Linked DNA regions of Homo sapiens: region 2 is linked to region 1. Evidence: chromatin loops called from intact Hi-C (ENCODE). Cell type or tissue: PC-3. All regions are shown on one strand. Each heading gives the region's core, and the rest is flanking DNA. Links, peaks and the distances in the headings are about the cores only.

Region 1 (5,379 bases), core at 62-5,061:
ACAAAATTAATGTACTGTTTGTAAGGAAAATTGGGAAAATGCCAGTGAGATGTATACAAAATTTGACATAGAGGAATCCCTAAAGCTCAAATTAACCCCTGGGCTGGGCACAGTGGCTCACACTTATAATCTCAGCACTTTGGGAGTCTAAGGCAGGAGGATCACTTGAGCCCAGGAGTTCGAGACCAGCCTGGGCAACATAGCAAGGCCCAATCTCTGTAAAAAAAATTGTAACCAGCTGGGCATGGTGGTGTGCATCTATAGTCCCACCCTACTCAGGAGGCTAAAGCAAGAGGATCTCTTGAGCCCAGGAGTTTGATTCTGCAGTGAGTTATGATTGCACCACTGCACTCTAGCCTGGGTGACAGAACAAGACCTTGTCTCAAAAAAAAAAAAAAAAGAAAAAGAAAAGACAAAGAACCTCTTATGTAGGATCTTAAAATTCAATGCCTATGCCAAATTGCAGCCCTGGAAGATTCTTTGACTATGTGCATTCATTTTGTTCTCCATAGAAACCAGTTCAAGCCAACTCCCACCTGGAGACTAGGGTACAATACAGTCCTGAGACCTCTATCACAAGATCAGAAGGGAGGGAAGATTAGTCAGAGGGTAGCAGAGCCCCAAGAAATGAAGGCAAGGTCATAAATCCCCAAAGAAGACCAGGTTTGAGCCAAGTATGTGACAGATCTAGGCTATGTATGTGAGGCCTAAGAGAGGTCCAGTCTCGGAGAACGTGGAGGCAGGGGCCCTTTGAGAAATGCAGAGTGGATGCAGTGAGTGTTCCAGTTCTTCCAGTCCAACACTTGGAAAACAAGGTAGCAAGTGAGCCCAGAGCCAGCTGACCAGGTACAATGCAGGGTCTGAGATGCTGACACTCCCACTGGCTTCTTGGGTTCTCAGATGTAGCTGGGATGGGTTGATGGAGCATGTAGTTTAACAGATGCTCATTTTATTTTATTTATTTATTTATTTATTTATTTATTTATTTTAAACAGAGTCTTGCTCTGTCGCCCAGGCTGGAGTGCTGTGGCATGATCTCGGCTAACTGTAAGCTCCACCTCCTGGGTTCACGCCATTCTCCTGCCTCAGCTTCCCGAGTAGCTGGGACTACAGGCGCCCGCCACCACGCCCAGATAATTTTTTGTATTTTTAATAGAGACCGGGTTTCGCCATGTTAGCCAGGATGGTCTCGATCTCCTGACCTCATGATCCGCCCCCTCTGCTTCCCAAAGTGCTGGGATTACAGGCATGAGCCACCGCACCTGGCCAATGGATGCTCATTTTCAAAGGAGTGCTGGAGCTCAGTTAGGGCAGGAATTTACATAAATGGAACGTTAAGTTGCAGTTTTGTTAATATAGTGATATGCTCTTGACTTATATGGCCAGTCAGTATAAGAAACAGCCGTATGATTCCTGCATTGAATATAAAGCTTCTATTGCCCACTCTCTTCTTCACTTTTCCACCAGGCCCTCACATGCCTTGTTCCTTGAGGTCTTCTCCTCTGAGAGCTCTTCCCTGAGCCCTCACCCACATTGTCAACTCCCCCGCTCCTTATTTTTTTTCATAGCCTTCATTGCTGCTGGAAATTTTATTATTTATTGTCTTTCTTCCCCGCTAGAAGTAGGCTTCATGAAGATGGGAGCTTTGATTTCTTGTTCATGCCATATTGTCCTCAGTACTGAGAACATTGGCACATTGGAGTACTGTGGGCACTCAATTAAGATTTGCTGGATCAATTAGCCAGGCGTGGTGGCACATGCCTGTAATCCCAGCTACTTGGGAGGCTGAGGCAGGAGAATTACTTGAACCTGGGAGAGGGAGGTTGCGGTGAGCCGAGATTGCGCTGTTGCATTCCAGCCTGGGCAACAAGAGCGAAACTCCATCTCAAAAAAAAAAAAAAGATTTGCCGGATGAATGAATGAGATACCTCTTAGTGTCCTTCCTGAAGTTTCTCTCTCTTCATGATGTTCCTTCTTTTATTGGATAATGAGAGCTGTGTTTTCTAATTCCTTTTTTGCCTTAGCTACCAAGAATTGTAAAATTAAACTACTAAACTCTTGGTTTATTTGCAGTAGCCATTCTTAGCTTGGGATGTCTGCACTTCTCTCACTTACTGTAGAGGTTTTAAAATATTTATTTTATGTATTTTATTTTATTTATTATTATTATTTTGAGATGGAGTCTCTACCCAGGCTGGAGTGCAATGGTGCGATCTCAGCTCACTGCAACCTCCGCCTCCTGGGTTAAAGCTATTCTTCTGCCTCAGCCTCCTGAGTAGCTGGGACCACAGGCAGGCACCACCACACCTGGCTAAATTTTTTGTATTTTTAGTAGAGATGGGTTTCACCATGTTGGCCAGGATGGTCTCAAACTCCTGACCTCAGGTGATTCGCCCACCTCAGCCTCCCAAAGTGCTGGGATTACAGGTGTAAGCCACCATACCCAGCCTAAAATGTTTATTTTAATGACACATGGTTTCAACGTTATTTATTGTAAGTTGCTTCAGATCCTGTGTGGAAGTAAACGAAGACTGAATAATAAGTGAACTAATTGAAGGGTAACAGGGAGTAGTGAAAAAAAAATGAACACACTTTAGAGTCTGAGCAAATAAGATAATACTGGAGCTGTTGTTAATAGAATAGAAACCAGATCAAACATTACTCATAAAAGTCCCTCTCTGTCACCATTTTGGCACATCTCACTCCATTGTTATTGCTTGGTCAGTATTTTTCCTCTTCCCCATTAGGTTTTGCCATGAGGGTAAGGACTGTATCTTTCTTGCTTATGATTAGTCCCCCAGGGCCCAGCACAGTGGCAGACACATAGTACACACTTAATCATTATTTGATAAGTTAATATGCCTTTTCTTTATCATTTATTTTTAACTATAAGCCACTATATTAGTAAACATTAAAATGTTTCTCCTGTGTTCTTACCCTTTTCAACCTGCAATTTCCCCTGCTTGTAGATTCCAAACTTCCTTCATTTTTTATGTGCCTTCCTTCCTGACAAGGAACCTTCTTCCTTTAACCACAACAGCCTCCCACTCCAGGGCTCATGAATGTGTGCCTTTTCTTCCTTCCCCAGTCTCCTAAATCTCATTTTCCTAATGACTAAACTGAAAGTGACTCACCAACTCACACACTTAGAAGTGGAAGGGGCCTGAGAGGTCATCTTGTCTCACTGGCTCATCTCCACTTCCAGGGAAGCGAAGTGAATTGCCCAGGGGTCACTCTGCTGGTTGGCAGCAGGGCCAACCCTAGAACACAGATCTCTAACTCTGGATCCTCATCTCCCACTGCAGAGTGAGCAAGCCCCCTTCCTAACTCCAGAAAGAGAAAGCACTGCAACAAAGGTAGAAAAGTATATTTTAGTCTTAGTTGGAAATCTTTTTTTTTTTTTTTTTGAGAGACAGAGTCTCACCCTTGTTGCCCAAGCTGGAGTGCAATGGCGTGATCTCAGCTCACTGCAACCTCATCATCCCAGGTTCAAGCAATTCTCCTACCTCAGCCTCCCAAGTAGCGGGATTACAGGAGCCCATCACCATGCTTGGCTAATTTTTGTATTTTTAGTAGAGACGAGGTTTCACCATGGTGAGCCACACCATGCCCAGCCGTTGGAAATCTCTTTTTTTTTTTTTTTTTTTTTTGAGACAGAGTCTCTCTCTGTCGCCCAGGCTGGAGTGCAGTGGTGTGATCTCGGCTCACTGCAAGCTCCGCCTCCCGGGTTCACGCCATTCTCCTGCCTCAGCCACCCGAGTAGCTGGGACTACAGGCGCCCGCCACCACGCCTGGCTAATTTTCTTTTTAATATTTTTAGTAGAGACGGGGTTTCACCGTGTTAGCCAGGATGGTCTCAATCTCCTGACCTCGTGATCTGCCCGCCTCGGCCTCCCAAAGTGCTGGGATTACAGGTGTGAGCCACCGCGCCCGGCCGGAAATCTCTTAAATGCAATATATCATAGGAGTTACTCATAGGTAACTCATAGGAATTAAGTATCAGACCATTTAAGTTTGATCCCAGCTCTATTTACTCTTCAAACAAGTTAACTCCTTTGTCTTAGTATATGTCCTTTCTCTTTTTTCCTATGCATTTGAATATTTAATGTACATATTTAAATCTGTATGTTTGCCGGGCGCGGTGGCTCACGCCTGTAATCCCAGCACTTTGGAGGCCGAGGCGGGCGGATCACGAGGTCAGGAGATCGAGACTATCCTGGCTAACACGGTGAAACCCCATCTCTACTAAAAATATTAAAAAGAAAATTAGCCGGGCGTGGTGGCGGGTGCCTGTAGTCCCAGCTACTCAGGAGGTTGAGGCCCGGGAGGCGGAGCTTGCAGTGAGCCAAGATCACGCCACTGCACTCCAGCCTGGGCGACAGAGTGAGACTCCGTCTCAAAAAATAAATAAATAAATAAATAAATCTGTATGTTTGATTTGTTAATAGTAGGAAAAGTTGTGTGTGTGCATATTTGCATACATAAATGGGAATACTGGTTCTGGTAGTTTCTTTCACTTTAACAATGTCTTGAGGAGAGCTTTTCATGTCAGTATATATAATTCTGTCATGTTCATTTTAATCACTGCATAGTAATCCGTAATATGGGTATACCATGGTTATTTAACCTTTCCTATATGAATTTTTTAGTTTATTTCTTCTCATTTTTCACGATTACAATTCACTAAATTCTTGATGCAGATGTCCTTGTGCAGATATGTAACTACCTCTCTAGGATAGATAATTAGAAATGCAAAGACTGGGTCAAAGAGTCTGAGATGACAATTCAAATCTCCTCTTTTCTATTCTGAAAATAGGTTATGTCTAGGTCATCAATGATTTAGTTTTGGCAGCATACGTTGATGTTAACAGGACAGAGGTGAGTCTTATGACTGCATGTAGTATGTTAGGAATTGGGAGCATTTTGGAGAAAGTACTCCTTTATCTTTTTCTTATACTGTATGGAAGGTACATTGTGCTTTGGACCTTGAGGGGAAAACAAAAACAAAAACGAAAAAAAACAAACTTCTTCGTCCTCTTCCTTCCAAGGGACTGAGACTAGCAAAGTCATGCTTTCGAGCAACCTCTGCTTGACTCTGTGACAGCATTTGCCACACAGTTCTATAATTGTCAGTACTTATCTGTTTATATGTACTCCTTAAACTTTGGGCATCTTCTTTTCTCCTTATTTTATTTCATTTTAGTTTTGTAGAGACAAACTATCCCTATGTTGCCCAGGCTGGTCTCAAACTCCTGGGCTCAAGCAATCCTCCCGCCTCAGCCTCCCAAAGTGCTGGGATTATAGGCATGAGCCACCGTGCCCAGCCTACTTTGGGCTTCTTAAAGGGTAAAAATAGTATTTCATCAGTTCTTGTATTCC
Region 2 (5,379 bases), core at 327-5,326, 64 kb before region 1:
GATGTGGGGGATGGAGGAGTAAGGAGTGACTGATAATGGATATGAGGTTTCTTTGTGAGGAGATGAAAATGTTTTGGAATTAGATAGTGGGGATTATTGCACAGCCTGGTAAATATACCAAAACTAACTGAATTGTACACTTAAAAAAATTAAAGGCCACACGTGGTGGCTCATGCCTGTAATCCCAACACTTTGGGAGGCCGAGGCAAGCAGATCACCTGAGGTCAGGAGTTTGAAACCAGCCTGGTCCTACATGGTGAAACCCCATCTCTACGAAAAATACGAAATTAGCTGGGCATAGTATGGGTTCCTATAATCCCAGCTACTCTGGAGGCTGAGGCAGGAGAATCGCTTGAACCTGGGAGGCGGAGGTTGCAGTGAGCCGAGATCGAGCCACTGTATTCCAGCCTGGGCGACAGAGCGAGACTCTGTTTTAAAAAAAAAATTTAGGATGGGCGCGGTGGCTCACACCTGTAGTCCCAGCACTTTGGGAGGCTGAGGTGGGTCGATCACGAGTTCAGGAGTTCGAGACCAGCTTGGCCAACATGGTGAAACCCCATCTCTACTAAAAGTACTAAAATTAGCCAGGTGTGGTGGCGGGCACCTGTGATCCCAGCTGCTCAGGAGGCTGAGGCAGGAGAATCGCTTGAGCCTGGGAGGCGGAGGTTGCAGTGAGCTGATGTGGCACCGTTGCACTCCAGCCTGGGCAATAGAGCAAGACTCTGTCTCAAAAAAAAAGTAAATTTAAAAAATTTAAAAATAACGTTAAAAACTCAGAACAGTACTGTTGTTTTTTGTGGAGCTCTCAGGACTATGAAAGATGGGTGGGCAGGATTTAGACACTCAAATGAGTGTGAGGGGATTGAAGCTGAGGGAAAAGCAAAGGTAGGAAGATGTTCAAGAGTGGGGCCAGACCAGGTGCTGTGGCTGCTGCCTGTAATCCCAGCACTTTGGGAGGTCGATGTGGACGATCACTTGAGCCCAGTAGTTTAAGACCAGCCTGGACAACATGGCAAAATCCTGTCTCTATAAAAATTTTAAAAATTAGCCGGGTGTGGTAGCGCATGCCTATAGTCCCAGCTACTCTGGAGGCTGAAGTGGGAGAATCACTTGAGCCCAAGAGGTCAAGACTGCAGCAAGCTGTGATCATACAACTGCACTCCAGCCTGGGTGACAGAGACCCTGTCTCAAAAAAAAAAGGCAGGGTGGGGGGGTTGGGCAAATATAAAGTATAACAGAAGGGAAGCAGTTCAGGTTGTTAGTGGAGCAAAATGGGCATGAAGGCAAGGTATAGGAGTCAGTATCTTCATCTCCCATTTTTCAGACAAAGAAACCAGGGCTAAGAGGCCAACTGCTTGGCCAACCAGTATGTAATAGAGGCTGGATTCAACTCCAAAGCCAAGGCCCTTATTTATGCCTCTGTACTTCCTTCCTTTTTCCATTGCATTTTCTCACCTTTGTCACAACACCATGGCCTCTGTTCTTTTTTTTTTTTTTTTTTGAGACAGAGTCTCGCTCTATCGCCTAAGCTAGAGTGCAGTGGCGTGATCTCAGCTCACTGCAAGCTCTGCCTTCCCGGTTCACACCATTCTCCTGCCTCAGCCTCCTGAGTAGCTGGGACTACAGGCACCCGCCACCACGCCCAGCTAATTTTTTGTATTTTTAGTAGAGACGAGGTTTCACCGTGTTAGCTAGGATGGTCTCGATCTCCTGACCTTGTGATCCACCCGCCTCGGCCTCCCAAAGTGCTGAGATTACAGGCGTGAGCCACCACACCTGGCCAGCCTCTGCTCTTACGGATGGTAAAATTAAACCATGGAACCATGGATCATGACATTTTCAGTGAAGCAATTAAATACTTCTTAATTTCATGGCTTCTGGGGCTCCTTTAAAGTCCCTCACCTCCTATTCATATAGACTAGCTGTCACAAAGGCAGGATTCATGACCAAGAAGGCAACATGAGATACCTCCAGGTAAAGAGTCAGTTGCTTAAATGTCCACTTTACAAGCTATTAAGGAGGTCTAAGTACCTTCCCTGCAGAACAGCGATTTAAATTTTGCCCTGGAGCCACCCTTTCTCTAGTAAAGTTGGAATTTGAAGGCAAGTTAAGGAGGATGGAGTAGTGAGAGAGCTTGTAAGTAAAACAGCAAGTCCCTCTTCAGACTTCCCCTTAAATACAGCATCCCACACTCTCTAAGTAATCCATGGTTTTTACTGGAGCTTTATTGCAGTATCAGCTAGAGGTGCACCCTGCTTTTGTGTTTCCCTCCCCAACTAAAGAGCAAGCAGCCTATGTCACCCTTCATCTCAAATACAAATTAAAATTCCTAATCTCACCAGATGTGATTAAGATGATACTTGAAGCTGTTCACACACTTAGTAAGCCCAATTATATTTTTTATTAACACTGACATAGTTCCTTTTGTTGGTGAATCATAACTTTACAATTTTTAACTGAATGAAGCATCAATTACCCCCTCTCAGGTCACGTTGAGAACTTGGCAGTGGTGGAAGGTAAACTTAAATGGTGTCTGTACAGTTTGGGCAACACATTTTTAGATTTTTACATTAGGCTTTTGTGCTTCCTGACCTTGTGGTATCTCTCCTGCCCCAGAGGAGGATTGAAGGTTGGGAATGAATTGAGCCTCAGGGAATGAATCACAACCCCTTGAGCTGCCAAAGACCTCATTAGGTCATCTCTCTGTCCACCTGCTGGGACATGATTGCTAAGGTGTTTCTTAGGAGAAAGCTGTTTTAGAATCACTTTTGTACTTTGTGTTCAACTTTTGTTTTCCACTATTGATAACCTTTAAATAGGGACAAAAAGAGAATTGTAAAATATTTTCTTTGGCAATTAGGGTTTTCTTTTTGTTGTTGTTGTTAATGGCTTAAAATGTTCATTCACTCAACAGGTATTTTTTATTATTATTATTATTATTATTATTATTATTATTATTATTTTGTGTGTGTGAGACGGAGTCTTGCTCTGTCTCCCAAGCTGGAGTGCAGTGGCACAATCTTGGCTCACTGCAACCTCTGCCTCCCAGGTTCGAGCGATTCTCCTGCCTCGGCTTCCTGAGTAACTGGGATTACAGGCACGCACCACCACGCCTGGCTAGTTTTTTGTATTTAGCAGAGACAGGGTTTCGCCATGTTGGCCAGGCTGATCTCGAATTCCTGACCTCAGGTGATACACCTGCCTCGGCCTCCCAAAGTGCTGGGATTATAGGCGTGAGCCACTGCACCCGCCTCAACAGATATTTATTGAGCACTGCTATGTTTGAGGGTGCTGTGCAAGGTACAACACTGAGAAAAACAGTCATGTCTTGCCTTCATGGAGTTTACAGTTGGAGAAGAGCAAATGATACAAAATCACACAAATGTAAAACATGGTTTTGACACAGGTGCTCTAAATAAAAGGTACATGGTGTTCTCTCACTAACTCCATCCTCCTTAACTTGCCTTCAGATTCCAACTTTACTAGATAAAGGGTGGCTCCAGGGCAAAATTTAAATAGCCGTTCTGTAGGGAAGATACTTAGACCTCCTTAATAGCTTGTAAAGTAGACATTTAAGCAACTGACTCTACCTGGAGGTATCTCATACTGTCTTCTTGGTCGTGAAACCCGCCTTTGTGACAGCTAGTCTATATGAATAGGAGGAGAAGGACTTGAAATGAGCCCCAGAAACCATGAAATTAAGATGTATTTAATTGCTTCACTAAACATGTTTTAGGGACATTTTCCCTGACAGCAAGGGAACGAGGCAGTAACCCATCAGTGAGGATCTGTGGGTAGTTAGGAATTAACCTAGTAAAGAAGGGAGGAGACCAGGCACAGTGGCTCATGCCTGTAATCCCAGCACTTTCGGAGGCCGAGGTGGGCGGATCACTTGAGGTCAGGAGTTCGAGACCAGCCTGGCCAACATGGTGAAACCTCGTCTCTACTAAAAATACAAAAAAAAAGAAAAGTTAGCTGGGTGTGGTGGTGTGTGCCTGTAATCCCAGCCACTTGGGAGGCTGAGGCAGGAGAATTGCTTCAACCCAGGAAGCAGAGGTTGCAGTGAGCTGAGATCGTGCCACTACACTCCAGCCTGAGCAACAGAGCAAGACTCCATCTCAAAAAAAAAAAAAAAAAAAGGAAGGAGGAAAGAGTGTTGTAGGATGCGAAACAGCAAAGCAGCAGGACTACAGCAGGGAGGAGCAGGAGGCAAGAACTGCATGAACGCCTGTGCCCTCCAGACCCTTAGGATCAGTAAGGAGGGGCATGGGTGAGTGGGTTTGGAGCACCAGGCAACCCACTCTAACCAGATGGCTCTCCTTTTCTCTCTTTCATCAAGCCCTCTCTTAAGATTTCATGGAAAAACAAAGTTCTGCTGCTCAAAAGAAAAAAAAAGTTTTGAGAACTCACTGTCAGGCTATGTACGTGCCTAGCGAGAAAGTTTTATACCACATTTCATGTGTCATGCCACATACACACCCTTCCTCACCTCTTCACCACTGATGGAGAATTCAGTCTCTCCTTAAGCCTACTTTCATAAAATGCAATGAGAATGTTTGGATATCTGTACAAATTTCTGAGCTTGGTTGTCCAACACACAGCCCTTAACCATTATGAAAAACATCCTAATTGCAGATTAAAAAGGTAAAAAACCATATGGCATTATTTTAGGCCAGTGGGTTTTAAGTAATTTTTTAGCGGTGGAATCCATTTTCAAATGAGATCTAACATGAAGGCATCAAAAACTCAGGTGATTTTTATTTTCTTCTTTGTGTCTTTTATATTTTTCATGTTTTCTAATATGAACACGTATTGATTTTATAATAAGAAGAGAATGTTTTTAAAATTACATGGCTGTTTAGGGAAACTGAATTGTTTCATGACAACAAGGTTCAGGGACTAGTACAGATTGAAACAGATGGCTTCCCTCGGTGTAGTACCCCCCGTTGACCTTTTCACAACTAGGGATTACTAAAGCACAGAGTGACTATGGCTTTTTCACTGTGAAATTATATGACAGCAGAAACCTAACTGACAAACAGATGTTTTTCCCAAGTGGAGCTTTTCTTAATGAAATCGTTGCTTGGAAACCAGACCATAATAATAACTTCTCTATATTTAGTTTGTAAAGTGATTCAGTTTGCAAAATTATTAAGTCAGAGTATACTAATTAGATAAAATTGAATGTATCTATTATTTGTCTTGCAATTCAGCAACCAAATGGTTAAGCTAGGAGCAGAATTTCATCCGGGATATATCTGTCCAGATGCCATTCATAACAGGGGACATACAAGGAAAATGACAGCTCATAGAGCAACGCTGCTCTGCTCCTCACTGTGACTGCATTGGCACAGTGGTGTTTGATCTTTCACTCATACT

The links. Hi-C counts contacts between places; a loop is a spot of excess contacts. Peaks named below come from ENCODE experiments on the same cell type or tissue, not always from the same donor. Only the 100,000 strongest peaks of a DNase experiment are listed, where the experiment ranks them.
Region 2: it touches region 1 in a loop (8-fold over the local background); 1 of 110 quality-filtered maps calls a loop at or near these places.

Annotation. Positions count from the first base shown.
Region 1 is chr16:69,014,512-69,019,890 of GRCh38, forward strand. All of the region lies in intron 15 of TANGO6 (transport and golgi organization 6 homolog), which reads left to right. Among named protein-coding and RNA genes, the nearest start is that of HAS3, 88 kb to the right of the region's middle. In PC-3, for the core only: no CTCF peak of the experiment used is centred there; DNase peaks (open chromatin) are centred at 2,670 and 3,100; H3K27ac peaks cover 3,719 bases.
Region 2 is chr16:68,950,130-68,955,508 of GRCh38, forward strand. The region is part of intron 14 of TANGO6 (transport and golgi organization 6 homolog); the gene reads left to right. Among named protein-coding and RNA genes, the nearest start is that of TANGO6, 110 kb to the left of the region's middle. In PC-3, for the core only: no CTCF peak of the experiment used is centred there; no DNase peak of the experiment used is centred there; H3K27ac peaks cover 1,290 bases.